2 separate regions of the Homo sapiens genome follow, and region 2 is linked to region 1. Evidence: chromatin loops called from intact Hi-C (ENCODE). Cell type or tissue: endothelial cell of umbilical vein. All regions are shown on one strand.

Evidence for each region. A loop is a pair of places that touch in the nucleus more often than their neighbours do. Peaks named below come from ENCODE experiments on the same cell type or tissue, not always from the same donor. Only the 100,000 strongest peaks of a DNase experiment are listed, where the experiment ranks them.
Region 2: it touches region 1 in a loop (2.8-fold over the local background); 2 of 110 quality-filtered maps call a loop at or near these places.

What each region holds. Positions count from the first base shown.
Region 1 is chr3:122,939,846-122,947,845 of GRCh38, forward strand. It overlaps SEMA5B (semaphorin 5B), which reads right to left. Exons shown (of 23, transcript NM_001031702.4): 4 at 3,591-3,690. Among named protein-coding and RNA genes, the nearest start is that of LINC02035, 57 kb to the left of the region's middle. In endothelial cell of umbilical vein, CTCF peaks have their summits at 2,145 and 3,226 (motif pointing right); no DNase peak of the experiment used is centred here; H3K27me3 peaks cover 388 bases.
Region 2 is chr3:123,100,712-123,108,711 of GRCh38, forward strand. It overlaps PDIA5 (protein disulfide isomerase family A member 5), which reads left to right. Exons shown (of 17, transcript NM_006810.4): 4 at 1,700-1,783; 5 at 2,040-2,085; 6 at 6,038-6,130. Among named protein-coding and RNA genes, the nearest start is that of PDIA5, 38 kb to the left of the region's middle. In endothelial cell of umbilical vein, no CTCF peak of the experiment used is centred here; no DNase peak of the experiment used is centred here; H3K27ac peaks cover 490 bases.

The DNA.
Region 1 (8,000 bases):
ATGTAAAGCCTCACAGCACTCTTACAGAGATGCAGACAGCCAGCTTCCTCCTACTCTGGCCCTCCACCCTGACTCACCCCTTCTCACACAGGCCAGCCATCTCTCCTGGCTCCACATCCCGGGGTCCTGAGTCCGATTTGTTTGTTCATCTCCTGCAGTCTCTCCAGCAGTCAGTGACTCCAGGTCTGACCTTTCTGTGGCCACCTTTCTGGACCACCCTCTCTCCTCTAACCCAAACGACCCCATCCACCACCTCACCATCCCTCTCCCCACAGTCCAGCCTGCACAGGGCTTCCAGACTTATCAACCTCAAACAGTTTTCACCTTCAGTAACAAAGAGGATACTACTAGTAGTAATAATGATATCAGACACTTATTGAGTATCATAAGTGTCAGCTGCTGCTGAAATTTGTTTGCATGGATGCTGGAGTCAGAAGGCCACCATGCACAGACAGGGAGAATTCCAGCTCAGCCACCTGCCACCTTCTGAGAGTCTCAGTGCCTGCATCTGTACAATGGGGAAGTGAATGGCTATCTTTCTTATTTCACAGGACTGTGGAGACAGAGGAATGGTGTGATGCACATTTAAAGGCTCTGTTCATGCTGAACAGATGCAAAGTCTTGATTTCCCCCACCAATTTTCTTTCTTTGGTTCTTCTGTCTTCTTTGGGCTATTCCTATTTTGGTTCCTAAACTTTTTAGGAACAAAGATTTTAGAAAGTTCTGGCCTACCTCAGCTGAGGAGGGAAATGAGGGGAAAGGCTGTGGAGTGGGACCGGAAGAGAAAGAGGGCCCCTGCTGAAGGAATCCAGAGCCGGAAGGAGATGCCGCAGGCCAGGAGGCTTCTCTTCCCAGCTCTGGCTCCAGGCCCAGGCCCCACTCATCTTCTTTGCTGTCCTGGGGCTGGGCGGGCCTCCCAGGTGACCTTGGCTCCAGGCCTCTGCTGTCCTTCTCCAACCCCCTCCCCAAGTCCTTAGCAGAGCTCTCCCTATCCCACCCTCCTGGCCTGGGAACAGATAAGCTCCAGCTTATGGCTGTGCCCCAGCTGCCTGCTTAGGTAACACAGGCATCTGCTCACAGCTTTAACAAATTAGGGGAAACATTGCATCACTTTATTCATTTTTATCCCATCAAAAATCATTCATCACAACATCGCAGTCAACTCTCCTGGGAGCTGGAATATGAGAACAGAGAGAAATCTCTGTAGCCTGACCCACCCTAAATCCCTTTCGGAACAAGGGAGGGTTATAAATGAATAAAAAATTTCCCTAGCCTGAATTCCAGAGATCCAGGGGTCAAGAAGAAGGGAAGACAATGTCAGGCAGAAGAAAAGGAGGAAGGAAAATGAGCTGGAGACAGGAAAAGAAAGTGGCCAAAGACCCACTACATTGGCTCTAAGAAGCCTAAGGGACCAGGTCTAGAATTGAGTTTCCCTGTCCATCTGAGGGCATAGCCAGGCTCAAGGATGCAGGAAAAAGTGTCCCTCCATCTTTGTGTGGGAAGCCTCCAGACAGAAAACATAACCACCTTCTGGGGAAGCCGCAGAGCGGATGAGGAAGAACAGTGTGACCACAGTCACAGGGTAACATAACCTCTCTGAGCTTCAGTTTCCTGGTCCATAAAATGGGGGTACATAGAACCCACTTCCTGGGTTCACCCACTTGTGAAGATTCAATGATTTACTGCAGGCATGATTTACTACATGTATTAGATTAAATACATGTGTGATTTACTACCTTTACTACATGCAGTAACTGACTTACTACATATATGACATATAAAATAGTGCCTGGCACATGGCCGGTGCGGAATAAATGGCAGCTTTTGAAATGCTTTCACAAGGTTCAGAGTAGAGTCTTCGGATGCTACCATTTGGGTTTGTTGAAGTACACATGTAAAACTAGTGAAATCAGAATTAGGTTGAAGGATCACATCAAGGCCAGTTTCCTGATTTTAATGTTGTCCTACAGTTATGCAAGATGTTAGCCTTGGGGGAAACTGGGTGAAGGGTATATGGGATCTCTATTATTTCTTACAACTGTGTGTAAATCGACAGTCATCTCAAAATAGAGAGTAAAACAATTACTCTCTTTGCTGGGAAAATAAAGTCCATCCTCCTGTATAGTTGCATATGGACAGACTCCCTCTGGGGGCACAGTCAGGAACCTCACCACTAGGTGAACCTTCAGTCAGGGGTCCTGCTTGTTTGAGGGGGTGGCCCTGCTTTTCACCATATACTCCTTTGTACCTTTTGAATGTCCTACCATAAGACAAAATAGTTAATTTAAAAATTAAAAAATTAAAAGAAAAATGCTTTCAGGCCCAGCTTCACAGCAGCCCTGTGAGACTGGTGGCACAGAGACTGTAACCCAGACTTTACAGATGAGGAAACTGAGGCTCCAAGGTCAAGATCCCCCAGGACAGGAACCCAGCTCATCCACACCTAATCCAGAGCTGTGTTCTTGACTTGCCTCATTTTCATACAGCAAATGAAGGGGTGGAGACACTAAAGAAAGCTCCAGGGCAAGGATGGTCAGCTACAGCATGGCCCGGAAGTGCCCAACCCAGTGGCCATCCTCTCCCCAACCCCACACCCACTGAGTCAGAACCTCTGGGCTGCAGAGCTGAAAAGTAGTGCAGTCCCAGGCGATAACACAGACAGACCTGCAGAGAAACTCTAGGCCTGGGTTAAGGAGACCTGGCTGTAGTCCCCACACCCTGTTGTCATCATGCTATGTGATGCTGGGAAGGTCACCTTCCCCTCTCAGTGCCTCTGCTACCGCCTGTTTAAAATAAGGACGGTTGGATGACACCAGAGATTCTCAAACTTGAGTGTGGTCAGGCCACCTGGAAGGGTTGCTAAAACACAGGTTGCCTCTTCCCAGAGTTTCTGACTCAAGAGGTCTGAGAAGGACCCAAGAATCTGCATTTCCAACACATTCTCGGGTGCTGCTGGGCCAGAGACTGCACCATGAGAGCTACTGGGGTCGGCCCTCTCTAAGCCCCCTCCCTACCAGAGCCAATGTTCTGTGGTTTCATGAGGAATGAGCTCCTCCTAGTCCACCCAGAAAGTCTCCACAGGTTCCCCCAGAGAGTACTGTCTGTTGATATTGGATCTGAACAGTGGACTAAGAGGTCAGGCCAAAGGTAGGTGAGGTCCTTCGGGAAAGGTTCTACCCCTACCCAGCCGTCCCAGGTGCAGGCCGCCGGCTGGCCGGCAGGGGGCCCCTGGGCACCTTCTCTGCATGGAACTCCCGGGGAATTGGCCCAGAAAACCATTCTGACAGCCGGGCAGGGACCAGGCAGGGACCGGGCAGGAGGTGGCCAGCAGGCGTCCCTGCTCTCACTAACTGCCAACCACAGGGGCCTGCAGCTGGCTGAGATTGCGAGGTCAAGAGTCACCCCCACCCCCACCCAGCCGAAACACGCTTCCTCCTGTGGGGGGACAGACATCCACAAGGAGAGGGCCCAGCAGAGAGGATGGGGCCCAGCACGCGGGGCTGCCCAGGTGAGTTCATCCTGAATAATATTCCCTCTACCCAGCTCCAAGCCCCTGCACTTCCCACCCCGACCCTTCTGCCCCTTGTTACCTGGCTCCCACGATGAGCTGGTTCCCGGAGGGGTCCAAAGCCAGCTGGGAGAAATCCCGGGCTCCAGGGTAGGTGAAGTTAGAGACCCACGGCTGCAGGTCTGGTGGAGGGAGAGGCAACCCTGTGGTTACTGTTGGGCCAGAGGCTCCCAGCTGCATCGCAGCAGACCACAGAACAGAAGGGTGAAAGTCAGGGGGAAGTGGGGCGGTGGCACCCGGGAGACCTGGTGCCACCTGCCCACCTCTGTGTGCCCCTAGGGACTTGGGAGTGGGTGTTGTAGTCATTCTTCTGCCACACTCCTTAGCTCAGAGGAGGGCACTACCCTCCCCACAGAGGCATGAAGGGATACTTATACTCGCCCTTGACTTCCCCCAGACCTTCACTAGCCACATAAGTACACACTGGTAAATCCTGCCTGTTCTACCTCTACACTGCCTCTGAAATCCATCCACTTTTTTCCCACTGTATCCCACCTACATCCAAGCCACCACCAGCTCTTGTCTGGAGCAGTGCCAACAGCCTCCTAACCAGCCTGGCTTCCAGGCCTGCCCCTCGAGTCCTTTTCCCACAAAGCAACCTGAACGCTTGTTCTCAAATGCAAATGTGGTCATGTCACTCTCCAGCCCAGAACCCATCCATAGCTCCCAACTACCCCCAGGAAAAGTCCAACTCCTGCGAAGGCCCTTGGGTTCTGGTCCACTGTCCTCCCAAGTCCAGTGCCTGGCACAGTGATTATTTACTGATCCCCTGAAAGAATGATGCTTCACCTTTTACATTCCCTAAACTCTCCACCCCAGCCACACTAAAACACTTCACACTTCCCCAAATCCATCCCACAAGAGCCTGCAAACCTTTGTGCTTCTGTTCTCCCTTGATGGAACAATTCCTGTTCACCCCCATCCCTACCTCCTCCAAGAAGCCTTCTCTGACTGCTTCAAGCCAGGCTAAAGGGCTCCCATAGTCTTCTACTTTACTGCCACACTGTGTGTCTAGCCTGGTAGTTTGCCCTGGGGGCCAAGAAAGACTTTGCTTCCTAGATCTCCAGGCTCAGTCCAGCACCTAGCAGTGTTTGAACGAATATATGAATAATCCTCAATTCCTTCTTGTATGAGGGGAATTGGATTTTCAGACAAGATTCTGCAGAGGTGGGAGGTGCAGAGATTGGGCGGTCAGTGTCCACCCTGCCTCCAAGGAAGGTTGTTCCCAATCAAGGCCTTTCAAAGGGACTGGGTGGGCAGAGAGGAGACCTCACGGCCTCTGGGCGGATGGGGAGTGGTCTGGGAGGGCCTGCTTAGAAAGTGCCAGCTGACTCGCCCGGTTTCCCTCCTGCTGGAGACACACTTCTCCCTTCTTGATTCACAGCCTCCTGATAGCTCTCCCTCAGCCTATGCATGACCCATGGATGGGTGGGAATTGGCAGCAGTAAGGAGAGAGCCATGGAGCAGAGGAACTTTCATGCCGCTGTTGGTAAAGATTCAGGGTAATGGGAGGCACTGTGCTTTCTCCCCACAGTGCCTTAGCAACTGACTCACAGAAGGGCCAGGAGAGAGAGAGAGATAGAGAGAGAGGCAGAGAGAGAGAGAGAGTCTGTGTGTGTGTAATCCAAAGGAAATAAATCATTGCTCATTATCCCTCCACTACAGAGTAAAAGCAGCCCTTCATTTCTGCACGACAGGCAAACATTTAATCGCTCCCTGGAGAACTGGAGGTTTTGTGAGTTGGATGTTTTTCAGAAAACTGTGATAGGCATGATTAAAAAAAGAAGAAGAAAGAAATTCTGCAGCAAAATGAAGCAAACCCCTTGGGCCTGCCTTTGCCCCCAGCAGGTGATTATAGGTTGGTGACTATAGGTTGGCAAGAATTGTCATGTAGTCACGATGGCTTTTGGGCAATATAGGATAAGAAGTGGATCTGGAGTCTGGTGGGTTAGGTTTTTAGCTGACCTCTCAGAAATCCTGGATAAATATTACATTACCTTAGAAATGAAACCAAGGATCCTCCTCCTCCAGGAAGCGTTCCTGGATTACAACCTCTCCACCCTGATCTTATTTTGCTCCACATTCTCTCTATTTTTCCATTCCATTCACATTGTATGTTATGGTGTATTTGACCACTCTGAATGTGGTCAAATATTTTCTGTGTGTGTAGGGCAGGGTCTTCCCTGTCCCTATGAGACTGGGTGCTCCCTAACAGCAGCAAGCACCTTAATTTCCTCCTTCCCTTTCAACAAGGGCATTCCAGATGTAGGCAGCTAAATGAGGGAGGAGGTGGCATGACGGGTCTGCAGTAGATACTCCATCTGGGGACTTCCCAGCTCAGTCTTCACTTAGGCCCTTTCTTGGGGAGGAGGGGAAAAGAAGAGGAAACAGGGTACAAGATGGGATAAAAATGGGGAGGTGGGGGTGGGGGCATGGAGGGTGGTGGCCTCTTCCAGTTTCCGTCCCTCTCCCAGTAGCCCTCACCCACATGGGCAAGGGGGATGGGGGAAGTGGGGAGAGAAGGAGCCGGGCATAGCACGGGGATCCTAGGGGGGCCTTGGGAAGGGAACCAGCCTGCTCGTATTAAACAGGCCAAGGGGACCAGAGGGAAGGCTGTCTTTAAAACACCAAGCACGTTCCGAGCTCTGTGTGCGGCAAAGGCTTTGGACGGTGACTTTAAGAGAAAAAGACATTCTCCATGACACGCCTGTGATTTTAATTATAGTCAATTCAATTACCCACCTTGTGGATTAACCACCGTCATTTGTTAAGTCCAGGCTGGCTTCTCCTGCTGCCTGGAAAGGTAACACTGGCAAATGAGAGAATATGCAGGCTGAAGAGAAACACAGCTTGGCCCCCCTTAAGAGAAACCCACAGGGGAAAATTTAGCCTTACAAAACAGAAAAACAGCAGTCAGATTCTGTGACTGGCAGCTCCTCTAGGGTATTTAGGGGTTATTCACAGCTCAGTCAGGTGTCAGGGGAGAGGGAAACTCACAGTTACAAGGCTGGCAGCCTACAGATTGGTCAGAAAGGAAGTGTAACATCCTAGGGGGCTTGGAGGCTGGGGTTGGTGCTGTCCTTGATTAGGGCAACTTCTCCTGAACACAGCATCCCCAGAGCACAGTCCTTTGCCCAGCATGAATTGAGTCCCTACTGTGTGCTCAGCTGTGCTAAGGGATGTGGGAACACAAGAGAACCAGTCCTGGTCCAGGACCAGAACCAGTACCAGCTGGGCTGAGGGACCAAAGGCAGTGACTTTTAACCAACAATACGAGATCATTAGGTACGCAGAGGAAACTCTTGTTCACCTCTGAGGCCCCACAGCATCCCCTTCTGTGCCTGGCACAAAGCAGGGCCCAATAAAAATTCAGCAAACGGATAGGAAAACTCAAAGCTGTCAGAATGGGGAAGGGGAGAGGGGCATTCCTTCATTCTGTAGGAGGATGGGGCGAGAAGTCAGATTCATTCAATGCATACCTGAGGGTCAAAAATGGTCTCAAGGAACCCAGGCACACACAGAAGACATCTCCCACCTCTCTGACTTCCTCCCCCAACCCAATTTGCACAGATGGAGACCTGATTGGTCGGGAGACAGGGATTCCCCAGCTCTCCTTCCATGTCCCTGCCCCCAGACTCAGCCAAGCCAATATTGCCCCCAACAAAGCCCCTGGGAGGAAATGTTTCATTAGGAGCTGCCACAGAGGCCCCAGTGTGAGGAGGCTAGCCCTAAGAATCCACTCCTTCTGTCCCCCTCTGTCCTCTTCAGTGACAGCCACCAGCACTCCAGGAGCCATCAGAAGTCTGAGGGTGTGCACGAGTTTTGCAGGCTTAGGACATTGTTAATTTACTTTAATCCACTTAAGCCTTCAAAGCCTTGGATCCCAGCTCAAACAAGACAGCGCCGAGAAGACAGCTGGAAACCTTCCTCCCTGAGAGGAGCCAACCCACAGCTGGGAATCCCACCCTTCCACAACACCCCCAGACTCTCATTCATACTGCCTCTCCCACCTCTCAAATCCTAGGCCTCATTGGTTGATTTTTCCAGCTGGGTTCCATCTTACCCCACCCACTCCTGCAGGATGGGGCTCCGCATGTCCTCCTGTATGGGCCACCAGAGCATAGAGCAACGGATCGCTCTGCAGTGGGCAGTGGACAGAGCACTGCACGTGGAATCAGGAGCCCAGAACTGAGGACTGGCTCTGACAAGCCTCTCTGGCCCACCATGCCTAGGCCTTCCCATCTGTAAAAGGCAGTGACGATCTCCTGGCACTGCCTCCCCAACAGGGTTACTATGAGGAGGAAACCTGCCAGTGTCCCTCAAACTTAAGAACCTAGGAACCCCTGAGACTACATCTGCAGATCCCAGTGTGAGCTGCCAAGTAGGTGGTGGTTCAAGAAGTACTAATGTGACTGTAACACAACCATGACCC
Region 2 (8,000 bases), 160 kb after region 1:
TGCATCTTTACACTTAAAATGAGGTCCTTCGTTTTTTACATGTCCACTGATGAGTGTTGCTTTTAGAATTGAGCTGAGTGGTTTAATTAGTCCATCTGTTCTGGGCTGGTGCACAGCTGTGTGAAGCTGATGGCTGTTGGTGGAGGTGAGGCATGTAAGCAACTGGGGGATACAGCGCCTTGCCTCAGGTGGCTGTCGTACCTGTCCCAACAAAGTTCCCCAAAAGATGACTCCAGTTGTGTAGTCAGTGGTGACCAGTGGGCATTGGGTAGCCGAGATGCCCTTACTGAGTCCTTTCAGGGCTGGGGAGATGGCCCCCAGGTAACAAGAGCTCTCTGACTGGCTGAGTGCAGGCAGGATGGGGAAGCTGTTGAGAACAGGTCAGGTCTCTAAGGGACTGGTTTAGGGCACAGGGGAGCCAAACCTTATGGAGGTAGGGGAGAAGAACATGAGCCAGTGAAGGAGCTAGTCTAATGCAATGAGTGGTTTCCAAACTTGAGCACACATCAGAATCACCTAGAAGGTTGTTCAAACCCAATTGCTCAGGTATCCCCAGGGTTTCTAATTTAGTAGGTCTGGGATGGGGCTGATAATTTGCATTTCCAACAGGTTCCTGGATGATGCTGGTGCCACTGATTCAGGGACCACACATTGAAATCCATTGTTCTAACAGGCAGGGCACCAAGATGAGATGAGGTTGTGCGTGAGTGCTTTGTAAACAGGGAATGGCACCTCACAGGCATTTCTTATTGGAAGAGAGTGTAATATCCCAGATGCCAAGGGAGGGGCTCCTTTAACCACAGCCTGGCCCTTTCTCCTTTTGTCTTTTGTCAATACCTGGCCAGATTTCATAACTTCTTCAACATGGTAGCATGTTTTCCTCTTACCTTGGTCACGTAGTATATAGCAGATAGCCTATGTCAGAGCTCCAAAAACAAAAATCTTGCTTGTCCACCCCCAACAGAGATTCCAAATTGATAATCAGGGGAAGGCCAGGGCATCCATCTTTTTAAAAACTTGCCTGATAATTCTAAAGAACGGCCAGGATTGGAGTTTATTTTCTTGTTACCATGGGCTGTCCACCCACTAAGCTTCTGGGTCACCTCCTTTGTCTGGACCTGTCTGTGTTGCCACCCACAAGTTGTGACACACATGCTCCTGTCTGCTTTTCCCCTTCCTTTCCTTTCTTTCTTGCTTTTTTTTTTTTTTTTTTTTTGAGATGGAGTCTCTTTCTGTTGCTCAGGCTGGAGTGCAGTGGCATGATCTTGGCTCACTGCAACCTCTGCCTCCTGGGTTCAAGCGATTCTCCTGCCTCAGCCTCCTGAGTAGCTGGGATTACAGGCACGTACCACCACACCTGGCTAATTTTTGTATTTTTAGTAGAGACGGGGTTTCACCATGTTGGCCAGGCTGGTCTCGAACTCCTGACCTCAGGTGATCTGCCTGCCTTGGCCTCCCAAAGTGCTGGGATTATAGGCGTGAGCCCCCACGCCCAGCCTCTGTCTTTCTTGATCAGCCCCTAGCCTGCTAGTTAGTCTCCACCCTCTAGCTCTCACAGCCCATCTATAGTAAGGCCTTCATCTGCTATTGAGAATTCCAAGTTACCTGACTTATTTCTTAGGACACCAGCAGATTTTGCTGTCAACACCTTTGTGAGGACTTCAGGTAATAAATGGTTCCCAACATTTGTGTCTTCCAGTGATGCAGAGAGTAGAAAATTGTGCAAGAAGATGAAAGTTGACCTGAGCCCGAAGGACAAAAAGGTTGAATTATTCCATTACCAGTAAGTACACATGGGCATTTCCAATTTCCAAGTAAGTGCCAAATGCTTTCATTGGTATTTTCAGCGAACAGCAATTTTTAGTTAGATTAATTTTATTTCAGAATGGTTTTCTTCCTGTGTTTACAATTATTTCTTTTAAAAAAAAATCCTGAACTCCGTTCAAAAGCTGAATCTTATTAAGATGCTGCAGGAAACCAAAGGTATGTATCTTCACAACCATTCTTAAAGTTAACACATTTTTCTCCTCATTTGACAGGGATGGTGCATTTCATACTGAATATAACCGAGCTGTGACATTTAAGGTAAATTTACCTCCCTTGTTCTCAGCAATGGTGGAGTCTAAATGGACGCCCAAAGTCTGGCAGGTTTTCTCTCTGAGAAAAGAAAGGGCAGATTGCACAAATAGCTCTTCTAAATGACCTGAGAGATTCTTATCTCTAGAGCATATGTCAGCAGAATATGTGGAAAAGTTTGTAGCTCTTAACACAACAGATTGACCCAGCTTTGGAAATAGGTTTGTGAATGTATCAGCAGTTGTCCAGTAAGGCAGGTGATGTCACCTCTCTCTTTGCCAAAGGCCTGGGCCTCATTTCGTTGTAGCTTCAAAGTCCTCCCCTCATCTCTGTGGTAGTGGCCACCCTCAGGCTGGATGCCCAGGTTAGCACAGGGTATTGCACATGGGCAGGTTGACACCTTTGGGCTGATGCAGCTTGTTCCAGATGAGATATGGGTATCATTGAGGAGTTCCCTGCTATCAATCCAATTTAGAAGTAGATGGAAAAGCATAAATGGAAAGAAATATGAGATCCTGTAATCTATACATGCTTTGTAATCACAAAGCGGCTGCCCCAGCCCTTAGTCCTCCTGAACTGCAACTCTCCTCCTTCAGGGTCAGGATTCCCTTCCTCCAGCCTGTCTTCTGTTTTCTGGTCCTGCGCTGGCTGAAGCCATACATTTCTCCTGGTCCTGACGTGTTTGAACTCACTTCCTAACCCTCCTGTTTCCCACACGGGGTTGGACCCTGTGCTCCTGTCTCTTCATCTGTCCCTCTTTCTCCATCTGTGTCTCTTCCATTTTTCCTATCTGTCCATCTGTCTGTGCAGCTGTCAGTGTCCCTCTCCCTCTGCCCTTCCTTCTCCCTCTGTCTCTCCCCACCATCTCTCCAGGTCATTCTTGCTTATCCACTAACACTCATTCTTTTTTTAAATTGCTACAGCGTTCACCTTATATAGGGACTCAGCCTGATTACTCATCACCTTAACACCTACTTAGACACTTAGAAAGTTCTTCCAACTAGAGTTGCTCAGCCCTTCTTATTCTATGTTAAGACGTCAACCGAAGTTCTTGGAGAGAACACATGTTCCCCAGGAACAAGATTTAGTTGGGTGGGATGGGGGAAGTGCTTATGCAATGATGGAAAGAGGGCTGGAGTTTTGTTTTGTTATTGAAGGCTGTGTATATTTTATGTTTAACCGGGACCTCTGAGGAATCTGTCTTGGGCTTATGGAGCAGGGAGTTCTGAGCGGCTCCTCATAATTGTGGTAGCAGAGAAGAAGCAAGGAGCCCAGGTGGCCCCAGCATGCCACTGGGTGTCTGGGTGGGAGAGGCAGAATCCTGGCTTCGCCCCACTTCTTACAAAGACCAGACGTGTGAGGTCAGCGTTCTCTTGACCTTCCCGTGATTTAGGCATCAACAAGGTGAAGAAGTGGCTGAGCATCGTACGGGGCCAGAGTCTTCAGTTTCAGTTGGAGAGAGGGCACTCTTAGTCCCAGCATCCCCAAGCAGGACTGGGGCAGAATCCCTGGAGTTCTTCAGGGCAGAGGGAAGGGGACAGGACAGTTCCCTGACTGCTGATGGCTTCTGCTTTTTCAGCTTGAGACAGCTGAGATCAGAGCCCACCTCAGTCACTAATTAACTTTCCATTCAGGGTTTCTCCTGGGACCCTGACTCCAGAGAGATGGAGGACCCCCCGACAGGAGGGGCCCATCACCTGCAGGCCCATGTTCTGGCTGTGGTTTTTGTCAACCCGCATGGTTGGGCAGAAGCCTGGTCACAGACGCTGTGCCACGGCACCTAGAGAGGTCATAGGCCAGTTAAGTGAGAACTTATCTCCCCACTGGCAAAGAATAGGAAACTCGAAGTGGGGAATGTCCCCTTTAAGCTGCCCTTTCCTTGTTAGCACATACTCCCCAAATCCTTACTATAGAAGTGGTAAGGGCCAGAGGTGCCTGGCAGTCTGGATTCAGATGACTCACTGATGACCTCAGGGCCCAGTAGCTGTGAGCCAGGATTACAGCTATGAAGGCCAGATGTGGTGTCAGACAGTGCCTGGGACTCAGAGCACCCAGAATAGGACAGTTGAGGGTGGGCTTCCAGGTGCTGCTCCCTGCAGACTTTTGCCCTGAGGTCTTGTCCAGTTAGATCAACTTGGAGAGAACCTATGGGTGGGGTTATTCAGCTTCAGTTAAGTGAGAATAATCCTCACCTGAAAAACAAGGTTGTGTGTACGAACATGTCAGTTGTTACGTTAAAAGGCCATTTATCTCCTTTTTCCATCCACTGCTATCTTTTTTTCTTGATGCTGAGGTGGAGAAGGGGGAGGAGGGCTGGGCGTGGGGCCAGGACACCCCCCAGAGCAAGCAGTTCCTAACTTGTTCTGGAGTCCTGATCCCACTGAGCACCTACTGAACTCCAGACCTTCTCCCTGAAAGCGTGTGTGCATACAAATCAAAGTCAATGTTTTCACATGAGTCTGGGGCTTCACCGACTCCTGAAGTCCCTTGTGCACCCTAGATTAAGAACCCCTGCACCAGGTATTTCTGGAACCCCAGGCAGGTGGGTGCCTACCAGCATCTTTCTCACATGGCCTGGTGGACAGGTGCCTCTGCAGCTGTGGGTGAGTGTGGGTGTCGGGAAGACCCTGCCAATTCCATAGTTCCTTATGTTGTCATGGCAAAGCCTTGACAAGGGACTGAGAAAGGGTGGATCCGCCTTTTGCTGTGGCAGAAATGGCTGTTCTTTTGCCAGGAGGCGTTTCACAGCTCCACTTGGACAGGCAGGAAGCACTACCTGAATGAAATCCTATGAAGTCTTGGCTGTCTCCCATTCTCCCGTAGTAGTTCTTTCCAAATAGAGTTTCCAGAAATAATAAGGTCCTCTCCGTGTGTGACCAGTGGATGGGCTGAATGCACACCCTTACTATTATAGAAGGGCACTTCCCTTTCTCATCTCAGGCCACACACACGCACACACACACACACACACACACATACACTCTCAGTTCAGCATCTGCTCGCTGGAGCGTGGTCAAAGTTGACAGAAGTAACAGAATCTGGCTGGGGTCTGGTTCCTGATCCTGGCTCTCAGACTTTGAGCACCGTCTCTGAGTGACTGAAGGGAAAGGGAATGCTGCTTCTGCCCTGGACCAGTGAGAGTGGCAGAGGATACAGAGGAGGGTGGAAGGACAGTGCCACTCTTCCCTGCCCCTGTGCATCTTCCCCACAGGGAGTGGAGATTTGAGTCATTGTACACATAACAAAGGCCAGCGAAGCCCTTTATCTGTAAGAACTTGGTCAGATCTTCAATCCAGGCAGTCTAGAAGAGGGGCCCCAGCATGAGAAGTATAGCAACAAGGGTGAGGCCACATTGGTGCCCACCCTGCCCTGGGGGCTTCCCAGCCTGGACCTCACTCATTCATATACAGAGGCGGATAATCAGGATTTAATCCACTCCAAAACCAGTTTAGATCATGAAATACCAAGCAGGTCATAAGTAGGTATGATGATCTGCTTATGGGATGACAGTTTTAGTGGCTGCAGGAATGTGGAAATGTCTCCTTTGGACAAGACTGAGACCATTATTCCATTAGTCAGAAAGACTTCTTGGAGGAGATGAGATTTAGTAGAAGCACTAGTATGTCTCTGGTTTGAATAAGCCAACTCATTGTCTCAAATTTTCTCTTTTTTGTCCTTGAAGATGCATAGTAGGCATGGACTACCTGGCTGGAGTGAGCAAGGTGTCTTGTGATTGAAAAAGCCCGATGGGAGTGGTGGAGGTGCATTTTTGGGCACTTATCCATGATGTCAGTGGACAGCGGAAATAACACACCCTCCAAGCTTATGCCACATGCAGTCCTGAGCTCAGCAGCTGGTGTGCCCAGGTCTCCAGGCAGGGAAAGAGGACAGGTTCCTGATTCCCCCACCTCCCTCTTTTCAGGGCTAAAATGCATTTTCTCTTCTCTTTTTTTTCCCTCAGTCCATAGTGGCCTTTTTGAAGGATCCAAAAGGGCCCCCACTGTGGGAGGAAGATCCTGGAGCCAAAGATGTTGTCCACCTTGACAGTGAAAAGGTAATGTATTCCCCGTCAGTTCTGATGGATGCTGGAAGCTTCCCTGGTACCAGGGCCTCCCAAGGAAAGGAGCCCAACGAACTGAGAAATGGGACTATTCCAGGATCACTTGTACTTTTCCTCTAGGGAAGCTAGGCCAGGACCCTAATATTTGACTCCCCTTCCCAGCTCCATGTTGTAACCAGCGGTGATCACAGGTTGCCTGAGAATTTTCTCCATTCTTCACCTTCCTTATTTAATGCATTTGAACACGTTTAGATTTTCCATACATTAATGTAGATTTAAATGTTCTCTCTCTATTGTGTAATCCAGATGTTGTTAGGATTGGCTTTACATCTTGTTTTTTTGTTTTTGTTTTGTTTTTTTAAAGAATAACCTTAGAGATTTGGGTTAGATTTCCAGAGACTTGAGGCAGATCTCTACAATTCTGGGTCATTCTATAGCTTTCAACCAATTATTTACCTTCTTATGCTTCAATTTCCAAATTTGGCCAGGGGTGGAGGTAGAAGGGTAGATCTAGATTATGGTGTTTATTAGTTCTTAAGTATTTAACAAAAGCTATGACAGGCCGGTTGTGGTAGCGGGTGCCTGTGATCCCAGCTACTCAGGAGGCCGAGGCAGGAGGATCGCTTGAGCCCAGGAGTTCAAGGGTAGCCTGGTCAACATAGTGAGACCCCCATCTCTAAAAAAATAAAGAATGCAAAAGCTGTGACACACATTGCCCCTCCATCCACAGCCTGCCCACCTGACCTGAATGTGCATCTTTAGCCATGTGCATCCGTGTTTGTATGATGCCTTCACTTGGGATGGGCAAGAACTTCTCTGTGATAGTCCAGATGGTCTGTGAGGCAAGCAGTGCTTTTTGTAGGTAGAGGGAGAGGGTTCATTCCTATCTCAATAAAATAAAACATAGCTTTCATCTTTCTCTTCCTCCTCTCCCCTTTCCTTTAAAATTGTTGACTTTTTTTGTTTTTAGAGACAGGATCTCGCTCTGTCACCCAGGCTGGAGGAGTACAGTGTTGTGATCATAGCTCACTGTAACCTTGAATTCCTGGGCTCAAGCAATCCTGCTTCGACCTCCTAAGTAAGTGGGACTACAGGCACATGCCACCATGCCTGGCTAGTTTTTATATTTTTTGTAGTGATGGGCTATCACTGTTGCCCAAGCTGGTCTTGAACATCTATCCTCAAGCAATCCTCCTGCCTCAGCCTCCCAAAGTGCTGGGATTACGGGCATGGGCCTCTGTAACTTGCCTATTGACTGTACTCTTAATGCTTGTTGGCCCAGAAGAAAATGATGCCTTTTTTTAACCTTCTGGAGGAAGGTAAAATATGTCATCATTGTGAGCCAACCTAGTGGATCAGTGGTGATTCAAATTAAGGACTGGGCACAACATTCTCTGGGATACAAAGAGCCAGTATTGTCATCTTGAAGATGTCTTTTTTTTTTTTTTTTTGAGACAGAGTCTTACTTTGTCACCCAGGCTGGAGTGCAGTAGCGTGATCTTGGCTCACTGCAGCCTCTGCCTCTGGGGTTCAAGCGATTCTCGTACCTTGGCCTCCTGAGTAGCTGGGATTACAGGTGTGTGCCACCATGCCTGGTTAATTTTTGTACTTTAGTAGACATGGGTTTTCACCATGTTGGTCAGGCTGGTCTTGAACTCCTGACCTCAAGTGATCCACCCGCCTCGGCCTCCCAAAGTACTGAGATTACAGGCGTGAGCCACTGTGCCCGGCCTTAAAGATGTCTTTTTAAAAAGCATGTGGGCCCGGCACTGGCTCACGCCTGTAATCCCAGCACTTTGGGAGGCCGAGGCGGGTGGATCACAAGGTCAGGAGTTTGAGACCAGCCTGGCCAACATGGTGAAAC